6 separate regions of the Homo sapiens genome follow, and regions 1, 2, 3, 4 and 5 are each linked to region 6. The links are chromatin contacts, found by Hi-C or POLR2A ChIA-PET in ENCODE. All regions are on one chromosome and are shown on one strand. The core of a region is the stretch at or near the end of the contact, and the rest is flanking DNA. Distances in the headings are between cores, read along the strand shown.

Region 1 (2,922 bases), core at 99-2,598, 1.4 Mb before region 6:
TCTTACTCAGAAGACACGGTAAGATCTTGACAAGTGGCTCCCAAGGCACCAGACTTCTAGGACTTCATGTTCTATTACTTTCTACTATGTACATTCTGTTTTAGCCTCAAAGACCTCACCACTCTGGCTAGGACCCACCAGGAATATTCCTACCACAGGGCCTTTGTACCTGCTATTTTCACCCAGAATGTGCTTTCTCCAGTATCTAAGGCTGTTAACTACCTCCTTGCCTGTGCTCAGGTGTCACTTCATAAGAGTCCTTTCCTGATTACCATATACATATCATCCTCCTTATCCCTGTTTTTTTTTTTTTTTGGGGGATGGAGTCTCACTCTGTTGTCCATGCTGGAGTGCAGTGGCATGATCTCCGCTCACTGCAACCTCCACCTACCTGGTTCAAGCCATTTTCCTGCCTCAGCCTCCCAAGGAGCTGGGATTAGAGGCACACACCACCACACCCGCTAATTTTGTATTTTTAGTAGAGATGGGGTTTCACCAAGTTGGCCAGGCTGGTCCTGAACTCCTGTCCTCAGGTGATCCGCCCTCCTCAGCTTCCCAAACTGCTGGGATTACAGGCGTGAGCCACTGTGCCCAGCCCCTTGTTGTTTGTTGTTGTTGTTGTTTGTTTGTTTTTGTTGTTATTTATAGCACTTATCACCACCTCATGTATTATATAGTTATTCATGATGTGTCTCTTCCCATCAGAATATATACAAGAGAACAGGAACCTTGTTTGGTTGGTTTCTATACCTCCACTGTCTTACTAATGCCTGGCATTTAGTAGGTGCTCAATAAAATCTTTGTTTTAGAAAATGATTAATAAATAATATGTACATATTGAATATTGTTTCCTCTTTTAACAAATCTTTAATAATAATAAAAAATTTAAAGCAGCAAGATTGCTTTGCATCAGGCACAATGATAAGCGCTTTAAATGGAGCCCATGATTCACTTTCATTTATAGAGCCCACATGCTCTCTGTCAGGCGCAGAAGGTGCCAGCCCTGCAGGAGCTTCGGGGGCGGAGCAGAAGGCCGCCTAAAACAGCCTTTGCTAAGAGAGCATGCGTAGGCGACGCGCTGGTAGAGCTGTGGACCTGCCAGCCTGCGAGGCGGAGGACGGGCTCCATCTCTTAGAAACGCCTACGGCGCATGCTCTATGGGGTCAACTGGGGGGCTGGCAAGCGGCAGCGCTGGTCTGGGGCGGAGTCTCCGAGGCACTTCCCGGTGGCTGGCTGCTCTGATTGGCTGAACAAATAGTCCGAGGGTGGTGGGCATCCGCCCTCCCGACAAGGCAGACCAGGCCCCCTGCAGGTCCCCTATCCGCACCCCGGCCCCTGAGAGCTGGCACTGCGACTCGAGACAGCGGCCCGGCAGGACAGCTCCAGGTGAGAGTGCCGGCGCCGCGGCGCTGCCAGGTGCGGGTGCGGCGTGGAAGCTGGTGCCTTCAGCAAGGGGAGGGTCGCGCCCCGAGGCTCTGCCGGCCGGCAAGACCCTCTGCGTTTGGACCCAGCGAGTCTTGCCTGGGGTGCCTGCGGGTGCTTTTTCTGCGGGCGTTGGCTCAAGGCATCTGCCAATCAACCAGGGCAACTTCAGAGAGCAACTTCAGAGAGAAGCCCACTCTCTTCCCTGGGCGCTGTCCACTTTCCTGGACAGGCGCGGTCTCCGGTCAGTGAAGCTGCCCAGTGCTCCTGGACCGCGAGGACAGCAGGGATGTCTGATTCCTCTCTCTGCATCCTCGTGCTCTCCCCTTAGCTCCTCCAGGCATCCCATCCTACCTCTCTTGTTAGCCAACGGCGTGGTCGAAAGCAGACTTGGGCATCAATCCTGGTTAAAGTCCCAGCGATACTGCTTTTTAAACAGCTGACACTTTGCTTCCAGTACTTCAGCTGGGTGAACCTCAGATTCCTGAAAAATGGAATTAATGGTACTGCCATAGGGTCGGTGGAGGAGTAATTGACAGTAGATCAGAAGCGCTGCCTGCGGTGGCTGGCGCCTCGCAAGAGCTTAAATGGGAGTCGTAATAATTGTTGTTATTAGAAAGTTAAATAGCATGCTGCGTTGGGGCCTTTTCTTCTGCCACTGAACTGTTGGACTGCTCTTATCTTTTTTCAGAATCTGTACTATGCATCTAATATATACGTGGCACTTTGCTTGGTCCTGGGGGTACAAAGCTGAGTCAGATTGTTACAAAGTCTAAATAACTGAGATAAAGGTGTTAATACAGCCCAGAAAAGCACACTTAATTCAGCCTGGAAGGTTTTTTTTCCCCCCTCCTTCGAGATTTTCAGAGTATCTCCTTCTTAGTAAGAATTGCTTGGCTTAGTATGTTGAGAAAAACATACTAAGTATGTAGTGTTGTGTTGGAAGGAAAACTTAACTGGGTGAGATTTTCAGCTGAGTAGCTTTAGCTGTTACTCTCATGGACCTTCCTCTGGGCGGTTGATACAGGTTCTGTAGGAAAACCGCTGAATGAAAGCAGCTCCTGCAGATGCTATTCTGTTTTCAATTGTGGTAATTCCTTTAATTTTTTCCCTTTCAATTTACTCCTTATTCTCTAGTAATAATGGACTTTTGGGAGGTTGCATTTATGATAAAAAATAGCCTGGGGCTGTACAATCCTTCCTATCATGAAGAAGTACAAAGTTGTAAGTAGAAGCAGTGGCCTTGCTTTGCCAATGCACACTGAAGGGGATAACGTTTGCTCCTGTTCAGAGTTCACGGTCGGGCGCGGTGGCTCACGCCTGTAATCCTAGCACTTTTGGAGGCCGAGGCCGGCGGATCACGAGGTCAGGAGATCGAGACCATCCTGGCTAACACGGTGAAACCCTGTTTCTACTAAAAATACAAAAACAAAATTAGCCAGGCGTGGTGGTGGGCGCCTGTAGTCCCAGCTACTTGGGAGGCTGAGGCGGGAGAATGGC
Region 2 (3,152 bases), core at 225-2,724, 1.3 Mb before region 6:
TAGACTTATTATTTTTCCATTTAATACTCCAATTTCCCTTTGTGGGGAATCGGGGGGATAAGAAAATGCAAGCTTCAAGGAGTAAAGGGCTGGACACAACCACATAGATACAAGACACTAAGCAAGAATTAGGAGTGCTCCCTGGCTTCAAAGCTGGTGTCTAAAACGTCTATCCCCTAAGGGGCCCTTGTATCGTGTCATGTGTCAGACCCCGGGTTGAACGCGAGGATTTTTGTGCTGTTCCCAGGGTCTCTCAAGAGCTCTCCTAGTACCGACCTCCTTGTGCTCGGTGGCCCCTGGCCCGAGGACCCCAGATGGGTGGCGGAGAAACGCAGGGGATAGAGACTAGCCCCCTAGCCGGGCTCCGTGGGCCCGGAGTGGATTCAAGGACCGGTGGCAGAGGGCGACTGCAAGTTGGCCCCGCAAAGCCAACAAGGGGAAGGGTAGGGTAGTGACGACATCACCTGGTCCTTCAATAGCCTCCCGGGAGGCTTCAGGAACTCACATCTCTTTCCCTTGACGAACAACGCAGGTGGTTTGCTGAATTAAGTGTTCCCGCCCCAAATTGAGATACAACGGGCTTTTTAGCCAGATTGGCGCAGACTGGGAGTTAAATCCAGCATTTTCCCGGCAAAGCTGAGCCTGGCCGCCGCGGAGCCCTCTTTCCGCTGTGCGGTGCCTCCGGCTCCGATCGCGGGCCCGGCGCCCCGGGACGCGCCGCCGAGGGTAGCTACGCGGCCGGGCTGCGGCCTCTCCCGGAGAGCCTGCGTGCGTGGTCTCTCTAGCTTGCTGCCCGCCGGCCAGGAAAACTCTGGGGACAAGCTGGAGCTGGCGGAGGTTCCCATCCGGCCACCCTTCCCGTCTGATTTCCTGAGCTGACGGTCACCGCCGGCGTTCGGGGACCAGCGGTTCCCTGTGCAAAGGGCTCGTTTCTCGATCGCCGCTGGATAGACCGCAACCGGGTTCTCAGAAAACACCCGAGCTACAGACCGCATGTAGCTTTAAACAGTTTTTAAAATGCGATTATGCTTGCGTCTTTATGAAAGCACATGGATGCAGTTATACGTATGCATTAAAAAACACAAACAATTCTGCATTGATTGCAAAGGAGCGCTTTCTGGTGGCAATGTAAACGGTCTAGTTTGAGACCCGTGATGACACACGTGAACTGAGTTGCCAAACTCATAGAAACTCCACACGGTAGATCTGTACATTGTGTCCCGTGTTAATTGTACGTCAACTGAAAAATCAGAACTTACATGAAAAGTACGAAGTGCCACTGCATACACGCATATCTAAAAGCCGGTAAGATGCGGCTATAGATGAGCACATTTACAGCAATGAAGGGCCACTCTGCCGGGTTGCTAGCTTATTCAAGCTTCGCATCGCCGGGAAAGGGATGGAAAGGCAGCTGACATCACTCGGGGCGGGGCCGTGAGTCCTGTGAAAAGTCGATGGGACTCGAGCAGCAGCCTCAGCTGCCTTGCACAGCCTCGCAATGAGCTGCCACAACTGCTCCGACCCCCAGGTCCTTTGCAGCTCCGGGCAGCTGTTCCTGCAGCCCCTCTGGGACCACCTGAGGAGCTGGGAGGCCCTCCTACAGTCGCCCTTCTTCCCGGTCATCTTCTCCATCACCACATACGTGGGCTTTTGCCTGCCCTTCGTGGTCCTGGATATCCTGTGCTCCTGGGTGCCCGCCCTGCGGCGCTACAAGATCCACCCTGACTTCTCGCCATCCGCGCAGCAGCTGCTACCTTGCCTGGGGCAGACCCTCTACCAGCATGTGATGTTTGTGTTCCCCGTGACGCTGCTGCATTGGGCCCGCAGCCCGGCCCTCCTGCCCCACGAAGCTCCCGAGCTGCTCCTGCTGCTGCACCACATCCTGTTCTGCCTGCTACTCTTCGACATGGAGTTCTTCGTGTGGCACCTGCTGCACCACAAGGTGCCCTGGCTGTACCGCACCTTCCACAAGGTGCACCACCAGAACTCGTCCTCGTTCGCGCTGGCAACGCAGTATATGAGCGTCTGGGAACTGTTTTCTTTGGGCTTCTTCGACATGATGAACGTCACACTGCTCGGGTGCCACCCGCTCACCACCCTGACCTTCCACGTGGTCAACATCTGGCTTTCCGTGGAGGACCACTCCGGCTACAACTTCCCTTGGTCCACTCACAGACTGGTGCCCTTCGGGTGGTACGGGGGTGTGGTGCACCACGACCTGCATCACTCTCACTTTAACTGCAACTTCGCTCCGTACTTTACACACTGGGACAAAATACTGGGAACGCTGCGGACTGCATCTGTCCCAGCGCGGTGATGTGGCTGCGGTGGGTGCCCCTAAGACTCGGGACTGCTGTGCCTTTCACACTTGAATGAAGAGAAACACCTGAGCTATATATTTTTTTAAAGCAACTAACTTATTGCTTTATGTTTATCTATGAAAACCATAGATAAAATCTGATGCATTTTTGTAATCTGACAAAGTAATTTACATACTGTTTGTGTATCAATACAATTTTGTGTTCTTGGTATTCTTAGTCTAGCTCACCTCAATAGCCTTGAATCCTGCATATGAATTAGACATTCATCACTGGCATATTTAGAATATCTCTAAAAGGACTTGTTTGTAGAATAAGGAATTTTCTATGTTTCAAAGTGTTCTAAAACCTGGCTAAAAGAATGTATTTTTGTGGATGGTGTTGACTTCTGACTCTAAAAGCAATCAAACATGTTTCTGCTGGACAGTGACCAAGAATTATAGTACCTTCTTATATTTTTTTATAGAACTGTATATTTATTTTGAAAGAAATGTTATTCGTGCTTTAAAAAGGAAAAAAAACCATGAATCAAATAAGTATTGACTTCCGTTTCACTGGTATTTTGACTGATAAAAAAGGGAAGAGGGAGCGGGCATACCAAGTGTCCTTCTAAGCCTCCATCAGCCTCACCATGGAAAGAGAGGAATCTGGGTGTAGGGTGTTCTGTTGGGGGTTGTTAGAGAAAAGGAGGCAGGAGAAGGGGCTCTGTTTGTTGTGCTCTAGCAATTTCATGGAGGAAAAACACGCTAATATTCTTAATGCTTTTCAGCTGATTTCTGTATAACAGGCAAATGATAGGATTACTCTGTAAAGTTTCATAGAAAGATTAACGCT
Region 3 (3,086 bases), core at 557-3,056, 1.1 Mb before region 6:
TATAGGTATTATAATATGTATATATACATAAATGTATGAATATTTACATATGCGTGTGTGTGTGTATTCTTTCAGAAAAGCAAAGTTTTCTTCGGGCTTTAAACACGCAGCCTCTGGTAAAGGTGCTATTGGTACAAAAGTTCAACAAGCATAGCTCCAAGCTTTGACAATTTTCTTACACTTTACTAATACTGCTGTCCAAAAACTATGAGATTTTCAAAGCAGCCAACATTGCAGTGGTGCAATGGTTAATAACAAGAGAGAGAAGAGTGTGGCCTGAGGTTGTATAAATGTTTTCTCAATCTTGAATCATTAATTTTCTCCAAGGAAGTTTCTAAAGAATCCCAAATAGTGCACACTATTTCTGAAAGGAACAGGATTTTTTTTTCTAATCATAAAATGGACCCAGACATCTCAGCCTCTTGGTGTAATCTGGATATCAGATGCAATCAGCGAACAGCCTGAGTTTTGGAATTAGATCTGAGTTCAATCCCATATCTCCCATTTACTAGCTGTGTGATCTTGGCTGAATTACTGAAGCTCTCTGAACCTCATTTCGCCATCTGTAAAATGGGGATGTGGTTATCTTCCCCACTACATGGCTCTCGTGAGAATCCGCGGAGATCACATTTGTAAACACTTCTCTCGCTATGCCTGGCACTTTGTTGGGGCCCAATAAAATAAAAATCCATGGACTCTCAGAGGCTCCGGTACTCAAATGAGCCTCCTGGATCCACGTCTCTTTGATTAGCCATCTGCAAGCTGGCATTTCTGAGCGAGGGACTTTTCAAAACAGGCTGCTCAAGTTTCTTGGCCAATAATAGGCGCCGGGTTCTGTGCGGTGGGAACGAGTACCACCAACCCCAGCAGGAGACCAAGCAGAAATCACCATGGGAGTGCAAGCTAAGAAAGGGCAAAAGAAGAAAGAGAAGGGCAGAAAAACAAAACAAAATGAAACCACTCAGGCAGCGACTTACAGTCTTAAAGAGAGAATTCCCGGAAGGGAGACAAGGCAGTTTCTTTTTCTGTGTGACAATAAAAAACGGTAAACAAGCCTCCAGAAGCTCATTCAGCCCCCATATAACTTTTTCGAGAAAGAAAAGGTGCCGTTCTTCCGAGCCCTCCGGCTTAACCACTGCTTCGGTGCTGACTTATTTCCTACGTCTGAGAACTGCCAGAAAATGAGCAATATCTGTTCTGAAGGCTGCAGGCTCTCTCCCCGCCCCCGCGGGGCGGCGCGCACTCACCCACCCGCGCCGGAGCGGACCTTTGGCTTGGCTTGTCAGGGCTTGTCCAGGAGTTCCGCTCCTCTCTCCAACCGGGGTCCCCCTCCAGCGACCCTAAAGCTTCCCAGACTTCCGCTTCAATTCCTGTCCGCACCCCACGCCCACCTCAACGTGGAGCGCAGTGGTCTCCGAGGAGCGCCGGAGCTGCCCCGCCTGCCCAGCGGGGTCAGCACTTCGCATCAAGGCCCAAGAAAAGCAAGTCCTCCAGCGTTCTGAGCACCCGGGCCTGAGGGAAGGTCCTAACAGCCCCCGGGAGCCAGTCTCCAACGCCTCCCGCAGCAGCCCGCCGCTCCCAGGTGCCCGCGTGCGCCGCTGCCGCCGCAATCCCGCACGCGTCCCGCGCCCGCCCCACTTTGCCTATCCCCGGGACTAAGACGGGGTAAGCCTCCACCCGGGCAGGAGAGGGCTCACCAGAGGTAGGAGGGTCCAGATGCCCAGCATGGTTGTTGAGCAATCCTCCGAAGTGAAAGAGCTTCCCCAACTCCGTACTGAGCGGGTCCACCAACCCGCGGGAGAAGAGGCAGCTCCGCCTGGGCAGCCAGGGCTGGCCTCAGGGTGTGTTCCGTGCCAGTGCCCGCCCCTGAGGCTCCAGCCAAGTCACTCGTAAACCGCTTCCCTCACTCCCCAGAAGCGTCTTTGAACACCTGTGTGTCACTCTTGCGCGAGATCAGAGACGAGCTCACGAAAAGCCCCGGTGGTCAGGAGGATGGGAAGGAAGCCTCGCTGGGGAACGCCCGGGTTGGGGAGGGCTCCATTGATTCAGCAACTTGGCCTGCGCGCGGGTAGGGAGGGGGAGAAGTCAGGGTGAGGAAGGAGTCAGGGTTCGTTGCACAAATGGGCATTCCTGTCCCGGGGCGTTCCTGCAGTGGCTGGCATGCTCACTTCAGGTGAGGACCTCGAGAGCCGGCCTCCTGCCCTTTCTAAAGGCTTCTGCTGTAGTTCAACCTGGGAAGTTGGGGAGGTCTTGAAGGAGAATGGAGCTCAGAGCGCAGAGGTCCTGCCTGGGTACAGGAGCCTTGGCTAATTGCTGGAGTCACTCAGAGAAAGACTTGCGGGGCATTTGACTGGGCTGTCCATGTTGTGGCTGCAACATGAGAGGCTCACAGACGTTTCTGGAATGGACAGTTAACCATATGAAAAAGTACAGATGTTGCGCCATAGGGCTCTGAAAAGGGAGGGCCCCTTAGTTTTTATTTCTCAAGAGGAAAACAAAGCTAACAACTTAAGCCAAATCGCATAGCCCCAGCTATATTAAACATTCACAATTACTTCCTGTCCTTCGTTACTCATTATTTCCTGGCCAATTTTCTTTAAAAAAAAATCTTGTAATTCTTTCGTGCTCTGGTGAACACTGTTCAAAGTCACTATTGCTTTGGAACGGTAGATAGCTCTTAGGTAGTTTAGCATGAATTTTACAGAAGGTATGTTTGGATAATGACATCATTACTGAACCTGAATTTGGATGCAGTTCCAGACTGGACACACTAAAGGTTTCAGTATTCCTTTGGCATCGTCCACCAAGCTCTGCACCTCACTCTGCAACCTCTCTCCCTTCCCAATTAGATTCAACCCATTAATAACACATTAATAACCCTTTGCTTAGCCCACTGTTCATCCTTCAGGCTTCCTCTCAGTTGACATTTTCTTCTGGAGCCTGTTTGGGCCCTCAAATCTAGGTTAGGTTACCCTCCTGAGGGCTTTCCATCACCCTGTGTTTTGCATCTGTCACTGCACTTACCACCAGTCTTGTAGGTGTTGATAGGCTTGTCTCTGTTCCACCTTTCAGTAGACTGTTAGTGC
Region 4 (2,893 bases), core at 332-2,831, 1.5 Mb before region 6:
TGTATTGCAGTTGCCTACAGTATTCAGTACAGTAACATGCTGCACAGGTTTATAGCCTAGGTGTGTAGTAGGCTATACCGTCTAGGTTTGATGTTTGCATAATGATGAAATTGCCTAACAGCTGCATTTCTCAGAGTGTATCCCCATTGTTACACGATGCATGACTGTGTAAGTACCTGCCTTATAAGTATCTTTTGAGAATTAAATGGAATAATTTACATAACACTTTTAGAAGCCAGGCTGTCACTTAATACGAATTCAAGAAGTGATAACTACCTTTATAACATTTAATATTATTATTATTTTAATTATCAGTACCAACTCCATCTGTTTACAGAGGAGGGTTCATCATAGGCCTGTAATGTGCATTTTCTGGAATTTTTACCTCTTCAAAATTTTGCCAACTGGAGCACTGAGGGGAAAATTTACAAATCAGTATTAAGTAATGGATTTTTTGTTTGTTTGTTTGTTTTTGAGACGGAGTCTCGCTCTGTTGCCCAGGCTGGAGTGCAGTGGTACAATCTCAGCTCACTGCAACTTACGCCTCCCAGGTTCAAGTGATTCTCCTGCCTCAGCCTCCCAAGTAGCTGGGACTACAGGCATGTGCCACCATGCCCAAATTTTTGTATTTTTAGTAGAGATGGGGTTTCACCATGTTGGCCAGGATGGGCTCCAACTCCTGACCTCAGGCGATCTGCTCACCTTGGCCTCCCAAAGTGCTGGGATTACAAGCATGAGCCCCCTTGCCCGGCCTAAGTAATGGTTTTTAAATCAGCTGAGAAATTCCCACATTAGGCCCTTTAGGTAAGGAAGATACGGATCTTCCCAAGCAGATGTGGATCATCTTCAGTCAAGGACGTACCAAGAGCCTAGATTTTCCAGGGAGGAGGCAATCTGTTTATCTTAAGCTCAGCCTGATTGCGAAAACCTGTTGTAAGAGGCCAGCAGTGCAGAAAGTGAGACCAGAAGCCTATGGAGGAAGGCTGTGAGCTTTTCCTACCACATCTCCACTGTATTACCCACAAGACATCAGAGAGGCTGCAAGACTGAGGCTTTCACATTCTTGTGGGTCCTGCTTTTTCTCTGTGGTAAAGAACCTGCAGAAAGCAATGCCTCTACTCAGACAAGCTGTCCATTCCTTCCCCATATCAGACAGAAGTGAATCTGATGGGAAAGAATCTCTCAGATTGGGATCATTTTCTCCCTTCCTGCAAAACTCTTTTCCCATTTCCCTCCCCTTCTTTGGGCTATAGCATGAGGTAAGCTTCCTCAAGTTCATGCTAACAAACATAAAAATGCATTAAACAATTTATGTATGTGTGAACGTGCACACACATGCATGCACACATTCAGTCCATAAGCAGATACTCAAATCGAGGAATTAGAAAACCTGACCTCACTGAGATCTAACCTGTTGAAATAGTATTTAATTACCATTTTTTCAAAAACTTTAGACATTATGGCAGAGGAGCAAAGAAATCCTTACCTCATGGTTGCTGTAAATTAGGCAGCCGTTCTGCAGGGTTTTGCTTAGCCAGGCTCCTCTGAGATCTGGCTATTCTGTCTTGTGGATTTTCAGTTACGTTTAAACCCCAAGACAGTGTTATATAAGGGAGCTAAACAGCAGCCAATGGTGTAAGCTGTGGGTGTGTCCTTGCAAGTTGGAAACCTAGGGAAACCGAAAGGGGAAAGTGAAACTAAAGCTAGCGGAATTCCTGCTGACGGGGGGGGGTGGGGAATGAAACTTTGTTTCTATTTTAAAACAGATAAACTGCAGACCTGCAACCATAGATGTTTCTAGTGCTGCAGAAACCCAATGACTGGCCAGCATTTGGAACGAGATTCACGTCCTCCCTAAAGAACATCAGTCCATTGCTGCCTATTGTGGCAGTTGGTGGCTGGATTCTGGATGAATACACAGAAAAAGGAGAATTGAAGGAGATAGCTCTATTTTCAGTTTCTATATTTAGAAGGAACCTACTATCAAATATAAAAATCTACTCTTAATTAATTGAGTAACAAGGCTTTTGGTTGCTGGTTGCTTTTTGGTTGCTTACTTTTGGTTTCAGCTTGACGGAAATAAGCAACCAATCTGGTTTAGGAATGAAGGAAAGAGACCAATACCTAGAAAGCCTTCTAACCCCTGATGACTTAGGCAGGAGGTAAAAGCAAGGAGGTATGGTTTGAAATAGAGAGCCCTCTATTGCTCCATCATGGACACTGTCATTCTGAATCAAATTCCAGTACAACCTCCACTACAGTTCATGGAATTTGAGTTTAAATAGTTAGCAACTACCTGGCACATAGAAGCATGCAAATAAGTGGTAACTATTATTATTATTATTTTCAGTCATCAAGTTAAAAATAATGATTCTTGGCTGGGTGCGGTGGCTCATGCCTGTAGTCCCAGCACTTTGGGAGGCCAAGGTGGGCGGATGACAAGGTCAGGAGATGGAGACCATCGTGGCCAACATGGTGAAACCCCCTCTCTACTAAAATACAAAAAATTAGCTGGGTGTGGTGGTGTGCACCTGTAGTCCCACCTACTCGAGAGGCTGAGGCAGGGGAATTGCTTGAACCTGGGAGGCAGAGGTTGCAGTGAGCCGAGATCACACCACTGTACTCCAGTCTGGTGACAGAGCGAGACTCCGTCTAAAAAAATAAATAAATAAAAAATAAAAAATTGTTGTCCGGGTGCATTGGCTCAGGCCTGTAAGTCCCAGTATTTTGGAAGGCAAGGCGGGAGGATCACTTGAGCCCAGGAATTGTAGACCAGCCTGGACAACATAGGGAGACCCCAACTCTACAAAAAAACTGAAAAAAAAAGCTGGGTGTGGTGGTGTGTGTCTGTGGTCTCAGCTACTCAGGAGGCTGAGGTGGGAGGCTCACTTGA
Region 5 (3,012 bases), core at 103-2,602, 1.4 Mb before region 6:
GCTCAGAACTAATGCTACCACCGCAGTCTCAGAATCACTGAGGAGCCTTTTAGAAACACACATCCTCAGACTCTAACCCAGACCCACTTAATGAGAATCTCTGGGGAGTCAACCCTAGGACTCTGTCCTTAATAAGCTGTCCAGGCAATTTTTATGCATGCTCAATTTTGAGAACCACTGTCTTAGGGCACAAGGGCAATGCCCAGTGAAAGTCACAATAGATAAAGAATTAAGGAAAGAAAGGACAGATGGGTCTGTATTGTAATGGGAAAAATTCTAAGATAAGACCATGCTAAAATTCTAAGAAATAAGAAAAGGGTTCTATAGATTCTGGGTGACTACAAAAAAAAGAAATCTGTAAATATCTCAAATCTTTTTTTTTTTTTTTGAAATCAGGCAGAACATTTAGACTAGCAGGAAATAATATCGTTTCAAGAAGAGAAATCAGGAACCTCACAGACAGAGGGCAAGGTGTCTCATAGGAAGTAAGCACAGGGGTTGGTAACACGGGATTCCAGAGCTCCCAGGATGAGGGTTAGGCAACCAGGTCCGGCCACCCCACCTTCAAACTGGAGAAAATATTTCCCTTCCTATTCAATGAGCTAACACTTCCTCTCCAGGGCAGTCTCATGTTTTGGGGATAGAAGGGAATGTTAGAGGTGAGAACAGAACTATTTTCTCCAAGCACTCCATCTCTAATTCATACTCAGGAGGCATTTTGGGGTGAAAATATTTAAGTTTACCAGCCCTTGTGCAAATCTGAGATGAAGAACTACATTAAAAGTAAAATTCACCTTTGCAGGAAGTGGGGTTTGCTATTCTGTGTATATCTTTAACAGTATCTGCTGAAAAGAACCCTTTTGTTAAATAATTGTATTACAAGTCCCCAACTTAATCCTTTCAAATATGAAATAAGACAGGGTCAGTGCACAAGAGCAATGCCCCCAGACCCATCTTTAAGTGAAGCACCAGGCCGATGAAACATCATCCCTCTCTGCTGCCTTCTTTCTCTGATTGCAACTCAACTCCCCAGGCGTGCAGTTCTGGAGATGAATTTAGGAAGCTTGCCAGTGTGAAGCAGAAAATTGTTCAGGAGGGAACAAACCACCATTGGTAAGACAGATTTACAACCAACAGAGGTAGAGGCATAGTAAGGCTATAAACAAACACTAAAATGGAGCTGGCCCTCTTTGGGAACATAGCTTCTCAGGATTTGCATTGGACAAGATGACTCAACAGCACTACCGAATACGAAGGGAAAATATTTACCTCATGGTTGCAGTGCAATTCTCAGCTGTTCGGCAGGGCTCGGTTCAGGCAGCTGCACTCTTCAGAAATCTTCCTCTTCTGCCACCAATAAATGCTGAAGAGACCTATATATACAAGTGGCCTCTGGTTCCTTTTTGTTTGTTTCCCTTCAGCTGACGTTACAAAAGGGAAAGTGAAACTAGAAAGTGAAATTGGCAGGACTCTTTTTCTTTTTTTCTTTTTATTATACTTTAGAGGACTCTTTTTCCTCCGGAGCTGAGTTGTGATCAGAGAAAGAAGGCAGCAGAGAGGGATGTTTCATCGGCCTGGTGCTTCACTTAAAGATGGGTCTGGGGACATTGCTCTTGTGCACTGTCCCTCTCTTATTTCATATTCGAAAAGATTAAGTTGGGGACTTGTAATACAATTATTTAACAAAAGGGTTCTTTTCAGCAGATACTGTTAAAGATATACACAGAATAGCAAACCCCACTTCCTGCTAAGGTGAATTTTACTTTTAATGTAGTCCTTCATCTCAGATTTGCACAAGGGCTGGTAAACTTAGATATTTTCACCCCAAAATGCTCTTGAGTAAGAGCCAAGCCCAGCTGCGTAGTGAGTTAGAAGAACTTCCTCTTTGTGGAATGTACTGATGGCATCAAGGGAGCACAACTCCTAGGAGGACACATTTACAAAGCTCCCTGCCTTGTGATTACCATATTAACCCATCTTTGCTCTGCCTTATACCAATATGATCCACAGGCCACTGTAAGGAGCAGTTATTTAGCCTCGACAGGGCAGGGGATTTTAGTCTGAATCATTGCTGAATCTCCAGTCCCTGCAAAACAACCTGCACATTGCATGGTATGGCAAGCATTCCAAAAGTAGTTGTTGACTAAATGAATACATGATTAGAAGCATGGGCAGTGATGTCTGTCTATCTGGATTTGAAATCAGCTTCCACCTTTATGCTATGAAACTCTGGGGAAAATTATTGAATGTCTCTGCTTCGGTTTTGTAAATTGGGAATAATACAACTACTGGTTTATTGTGGTGTTGGGAGGATGAAATGAGAGAATACGTGAAATGTCCTTAGAATAATGCCTGGCAGTAATAAGTAAATGCTAGTTTCTATTATAATTATTAACTAAAATCGTTAACCAAAGTGATCAGAGGGGAAACTCTTTTTTTCAGGCTGGAGTGCAGTGGAAAGATCCTGGCTTACTGCAACCTCCACCTCCCTGGTTCAAGTGATTCGCCTCAGCCTCTCGAGTAGCTGGGATTACAGGCACGCACCACCACGCCCGGCTAATTTTTGTATTTTTAGTAGAGATGGGGTTCCACCATGTTGGCCAGGCTGGTCTCGAACTCCTGATCTCAGGTGATCTGCCCGCCTTGGCCTGCCAAAGTTCTGGGATTACAGGCGTGAGCCACCACGCCCGGCCAGGGGAAATTTCAATGTTGGCTTTTTCCAGAACTTTATCTCCTCTGACATTCAACAATCCATCACAATTACTGACCTAAGCCAAACAATTCCTAACATCTCCTTATGTTCTTGGCTTCCCCAAGCCCCACAATATTTTCCCCCTTTTTATTGATGTATAATAATTTACATATTTATGAGTTGCATGTGAGTGTTTGTTACGTGCAAAGAATGTTTAATGATCAAGTCAGGGTAATTGGGGTATGTATCACCTTCAGTGTTTATCATTTTTATGTGTTGGTATCATTTAAAGTCCTCTCTTCTAGTTACTTTAAAATATA
Region 6 (3,049 bases), core at 533-3,032:
CTACTGAAGTGCAAATTTCAAGCACTATCCTACATCACCCCATAGGGAGAGAAAAAGGTAAATATAACAAAGATCTAGTAAGAACGCCTTATAAGGTATATTATGGCACTATTGACTTCAAACTACAAAACTTCTACATACAGTTCAAAGTTGTAGGTAACTTAAGTTTAAACATTAACAAAACTACTTTTTGCCCTCAATGTGCACCATATATACTGAAAATGATTCTGCTTCTAAAGTTATGCAAATCAGTCATATTTTAAAAGAATCTATCAATGCAACTCAGGAAACTAAAACAATCACTGCAAGATTCTGATGCAATATGCGTACGTGCAACACTAATTTTCATTTTATTCTGATCTAAACCCTTGATCTAGGGCCTAAGCCAAGATTTAATCGAAATATGCTCAACCTCAAAAAGCGTCTACTTTTTTGTTCATTTAGGAGACCGGATTACCGAGCTCGCTAATCCACTAACAGTGTACTGTATTCTGTATTAACGGACAATAGCCCTCAGGAAGAGACCATATAGATAGCCTAAGAAAGCAATCGGTGGCTTGACACTTGCAACCAGGCAAGAGTTCCGTCTAGCCAAACACACCCTAGGTTGAATACACAGAAAGGAAACACAAAATATATGACCTAGCAACCTGACCAGGGTTAAATGTTATAGTCACCCAAACTACGGACATTTTCGCATCCGTCTACTCCCACGTTCTAAGAGAGTGACAGAAAGGTAAAGAGGAGCAGCCGCAGAAATGGATACAGGTCAAGTCTAAGTCGAATCCATCCTCTTGATATCTCCTTTTGTTTCTGCTAACGATCTCTTTGATGATGGCTGTCATGTCTGGGAGCCTGTGGCTGAAGAAAAAGGAGGAGAGAGATGGCAGAAGCTGCTGGTGGCGGGGCTTCTTCTGCAGGATGGAAATGGCTCTGGACTTGGCGGTAGCTGATGCCCCTCGCTCTGCCGCCGCTTGGCTCTGGACCGCAGCCGGGTAATGGCTGCTGCGGCGGCTGCTGGATGGTTGCAGCGACTGGGCCTGCTTCTCCTCAGCAGCCAGAGGCCTGGCAGCGGCGGCAGCGGAATGGGGAGAAGACGAATAATCCTCCGAACGGCTGCCTCCGCCGGCGGCCTCCGGAGCCCGGGCCACGGGGGGTGCGGCGGCGGCGCACGGGAGGTTTAAAACCGGCCCGGGTCCCTGGATGTGCCAGCCGCCGCCGCCGCCGTGTTGGAGGCAGTAGAAGGGGAGAGACCAACTCTCCGGCGTTCCCAGCCCTGGAAATGGTGACAGGCGACTCAGACCCCCTCCCTGGAGCTGCAGCCGCCGCGGCCGCCGCCGCCGCCGCTTCTCCCCCCCGCTCCAGGAGCGGGAGGTGCCGCCGCCGCCGCCGCGCCTCAGCCGGCTCCCGCCCGAGCCCACGGCTTCCACCTTCCCTTTCAGGAGAAGCCGAGGAAGAGGCTGCACGGTTAGAAAAGACGAAGAGGAGGCGAGAAACGCCGCCGCTGCCGCCGCCGCAGGCCGGCCGGCTCCCCGAGGGCGCTGCCCCCGCGGCTGCTCACAGGCGCTGAGAGGGGCTCCGGGCCGCGGCCGCCGCCGTCTCTCATCTCCCTCGCCTGAGCCCGGCCTCGCCTCACAGCGGCTCAACTCTCAAACTTCCATCATGGCTGCAGCTTCCGAGAGGAGAGAACTGAGCGCAGTCGCGTCCCAGCGCCGAGCGCGTATCCTGCCGCAGCGCATAAAGAGTCCCGCCACATCACCGCCCGCCGGCCTGCCCGCCCCCTCCGCCGCCGCGCCGGGAGCCCGGGCGCCTCGGAAGACCGAGGGGAGGCGGGAGGCGAGCGAGAGGCGGACGGGACCGCGCCGGGCGAGGGGAGGGCAGGGCAGGGCAGGGGGCGGTAGGAGGGGGCAGAGCGGTAGCTCTGGGTGCGAGCGCAGAGTCCCCAAGCCGCAGGCTCTACTGAGCATGCCCAGTGTAGCTGCCTGGGGCTTGCTCGGGCCGGTTCCCAGCCGCCAGCCTGCAGCTGCACTTGCTGCGGCTTTTGCAGCAACGCGAGGCGAGGATAACGAGCTAAGCCTCGGCCTCTGCCCAGAAACCCAGCCGGAGGCAGGGTAGGCTGTTGTGGGGCGGGGGTGGAGGACTGATGATGAAAGCTGAGATGGGTGCGTTGAGCAGTGTCACTGACTCGAGTCTGAGGTTACCTGTGCACAGGTGAAAAGGACCAGGTGACCACGCTGCTCAGTGTAGAGGGAAATGCAGGGACGGTCCCTGCAAGGGGAATACCCTCCCCCCTTGCCTCTACCCCTAGATTTCCGCGGCGTGGACTGCATTCGCTCTTTCCTTTTGCACCGCTGTCGGATCACAATCGTTCGCAGAGATTTGACTGTAACAGCCTTTGCCTAGAGATTCCCCCTTCCCCCAAATCTGTGTCCTCATGGTGTCAGTCTTAGCACAAAGAGCAACCTGCTATTGTGTCGCCAGCGTGTATCACCTCATCCGGCTCCCTTGCAGCGCCCCACCTCTCGCTTCCCCGGTAACTCGGCTCGTTTGCCCTAAAAATGAAAGCTCTCAGCCGAGCGTGCTGAACGTGAACACATAGCCGTTGAATTTCAAGGGCCCAAAGGGCACCTATCTAAATGAACTGAAAGAGGATCCCTGTGAGTGGGACGCACCCCGCAGGCCTCTCCTGCGCCCGCTCCGGTGCCCCCAAGAGAGTCGAGCATCTTTCCCCTCGGGCTCCAGGTCGGTTCGCGGCGTCGGAGTCAAGCTCGGTTCTCAGAGACCACCTAGCCCCGCCCCCCCTTGGCCGCCGTGAAAACCCGGCAGGATGGATCGCCCGGGGCCAGGCTCCGCGCGCCCCGGCCGGACCGTGCACGTTTGGGGTTACCGGGTTGAGTGGAAAGTACGGAACGGTAGGAAGCTGCAGCCCAGCGAGTGGGCGGGGCGAGGAGACCTAGGAGGGTTCAAAAGGAGGTGGAAGGATACACGGGCCACAGTCGGAACTACTTTCCGAAGGAGGTCACGTGTGTCCCTAGTTGGGGAACTTTCC

What was found. A loop is a pair of places that touch in the nucleus more often than their neighbours do. ChIA-PET counts read pairs that join two places held with the same protein, here RNA polymerase II (POLR2A). Pooled maps may share reads with other maps.
Region 1: a loop to region 6 is called in a map of B cell, with 10 times the contacts of the local background. The contact joins the promoter of LIPA here to the promoter of KLLN in region 6. A Hi-C loop is called at or near these places in 2 of 168 maps with a recorded cell type or tissue (B cell and naive thymus-derived CD4-positive, alpha-beta T cell) and 8 of 50 pooled maps. POLR2A ChIA-PET finds 5 or more read pairs at or near these places in 1 of 52 experiments (CD4-positive, alpha-beta T cell).
Region 2: a loop to region 6 is called in a pooled map, with 4 times the contacts of the local background. The contact joins the promoter of CH25H here to the promoter of KLLN in region 6. A Hi-C loop is called at or near these places in 6 of 50 pooled maps.
Region 3: a map of CD8-positive, alpha-beta T cell shows a loop between it and region 6 (4-fold over the local background). The contact joins the promoter of FAS here to the promoter of KLLN in region 6. A Hi-C loop is called at or near these places in 5 of 168 maps with a recorded cell type or tissue (CD4-positive, alpha-beta memory T cell, CD8-positive, alpha-beta T cell, OCI-LY7 and 1 more), 5 of 37 single-sample maps with no recorded cell type and 19 of 50 pooled maps. POLR2A ChIA-PET finds 5 or more read pairs at or near these places in 6 of 52 experiments (CD4-positive, alpha-beta T cell, CD4-positive, alpha-beta memory T cell, MCF 10A and 3 more).
Region 4: a loop to region 6 is called in a map of naive thymus-derived CD4-positive, alpha-beta T cell, with 10 times the contacts of the local background. The contact joins the promoter of IFIT1 here to the promoter of KLLN in region 6. A Hi-C loop is called at or near these places in 1 of 168 maps with a recorded cell type or tissue (naive thymus-derived CD4-positive, alpha-beta T cell) and 6 of 50 pooled maps. POLR2A ChIA-PET finds 5 or more read pairs at or near these places in 1 of 52 experiments (activated B cell).
Region 5: a map of naive thymus-derived CD4-positive, alpha-beta T cell shows a loop between it and region 6 (4-fold over the local background). The contact joins the promoter of IFIT2 here to the promoter of KLLN in region 6. A Hi-C loop is called at or near these places in 1 of 168 maps with a recorded cell type or tissue (naive thymus-derived CD4-positive, alpha-beta T cell) and 3 of 50 pooled maps. POLR2A ChIA-PET finds 5 or more read pairs at or near these places in 2 of 52 experiments (CD4-positive, alpha-beta T cell and CD4-positive, alpha-beta memory T cell).

The regions. Positions count from the first base shown.
Region 1 is chr10:89,250,201-89,253,122 of GRCh38, reverse strand. It overlaps LIPA (lipase A, lysosomal acid type), which reads left to right and starts at 1,348. Exons shown (of 10, transcript NM_000235.4): 1 at 1,348-1,386. RefSeq lists an enhancer at 1,262-1,321.
Region 2 is chr10:89,205,639-89,208,790 of GRCh38, reverse strand. CH25H (cholesterol 25-hydroxylase) reads left to right here and starts at 1,474. Exons shown (of 1, transcript NM_003956.4): 1 at 1,474-3,152. The coding sequence starts at 1,499. The coding sequence ends at 2,317. RefSeq lists an enhancer at 1,633-1,702.
Region 3 is chr10:88,989,518-88,992,603 of GRCh38, reverse strand. It overlaps FAS (Fas cell surface death receptor), which reads right to left and starts at 1,806. Exons shown (of 9, transcript NM_000043.6): 1 at 1,698-1,806. The coding sequence starts at 1,727. It overlaps FAS-AS1 (FAS antisense RNA 1), which reads left to right. Exons shown (of 1, transcript NR_028371.1): 1 at 1-1,182. It also overlaps a transcript of ACTA2 not described here. RefSeq lists enhancers at 871-950, 1,081-1,490, 1,631-2,141, 2,142-2,653 and a silencer at 3,061-3,086.
Region 4 is chr10:89,391,311-89,394,203 of GRCh38, reverse strand. IFIT1 (interferon induced protein with tetratricopeptide repeats 1) reads right to left here and starts at 1,581. Exons shown (of 2, transcript NM_001548.5): 1 at 1,487-1,581. The coding sequence starts at 1,491. It also overlaps a transcript of LIPA not described here. RefSeq lists enhancers at 852-901, 1,703-1,752, 1,983-2,032 and a silencer at 2,585-2,746.
Region 5 is chr10:89,300,386-89,303,397 of GRCh38, reverse strand. IFIT2 (interferon induced protein with tetratricopeptide repeats 2) reads right to left here and starts at 1,352. Exons shown (of 2, transcript NM_001547.5): 1 at 1,270-1,352. The coding sequence starts at 1,274. It overlaps LOC105378419 (a long non-coding RNA gene), which reads left to right and starts at 1,495. Exons shown (of 3, transcript NR_188200.1): 1 at 1,495-2,112. It also overlaps a transcript of LIPA not described here. RefSeq lists an enhancer at 1,325-1,644.
Region 6 is chr10:87,862,266-87,865,314 of GRCh38, reverse strand. It overlaps KLLN (killin, p53 regulated DNA replication inhibitor), which reads left to right and starts at 1,782. Exons shown (of 1, transcript NM_001126049.2): 1 at 1,782-3,049. The coding sequence starts at 2,828. MLDHR (mitochondrial lactate dehydrogenase regulator) reads right to left here and starts at 1,756. Exons shown (of 1, transcript NM_001433720.1): 1 at 1,661-1,756. The coding sequence starts at 1,756. The coding sequence ends at 1,661. It overlaps PTEN (phosphatase and tensin homolog), which reads right to left and starts at 1,690. Exons shown (of 9, transcript NM_000314.8): 1 at 767-1,690. The coding sequence starts at 845. RefSeq lists silencers at 1,396-1,535, 1,626-1,935 and enhancers at 2,536-2,715, 2,966-3,049.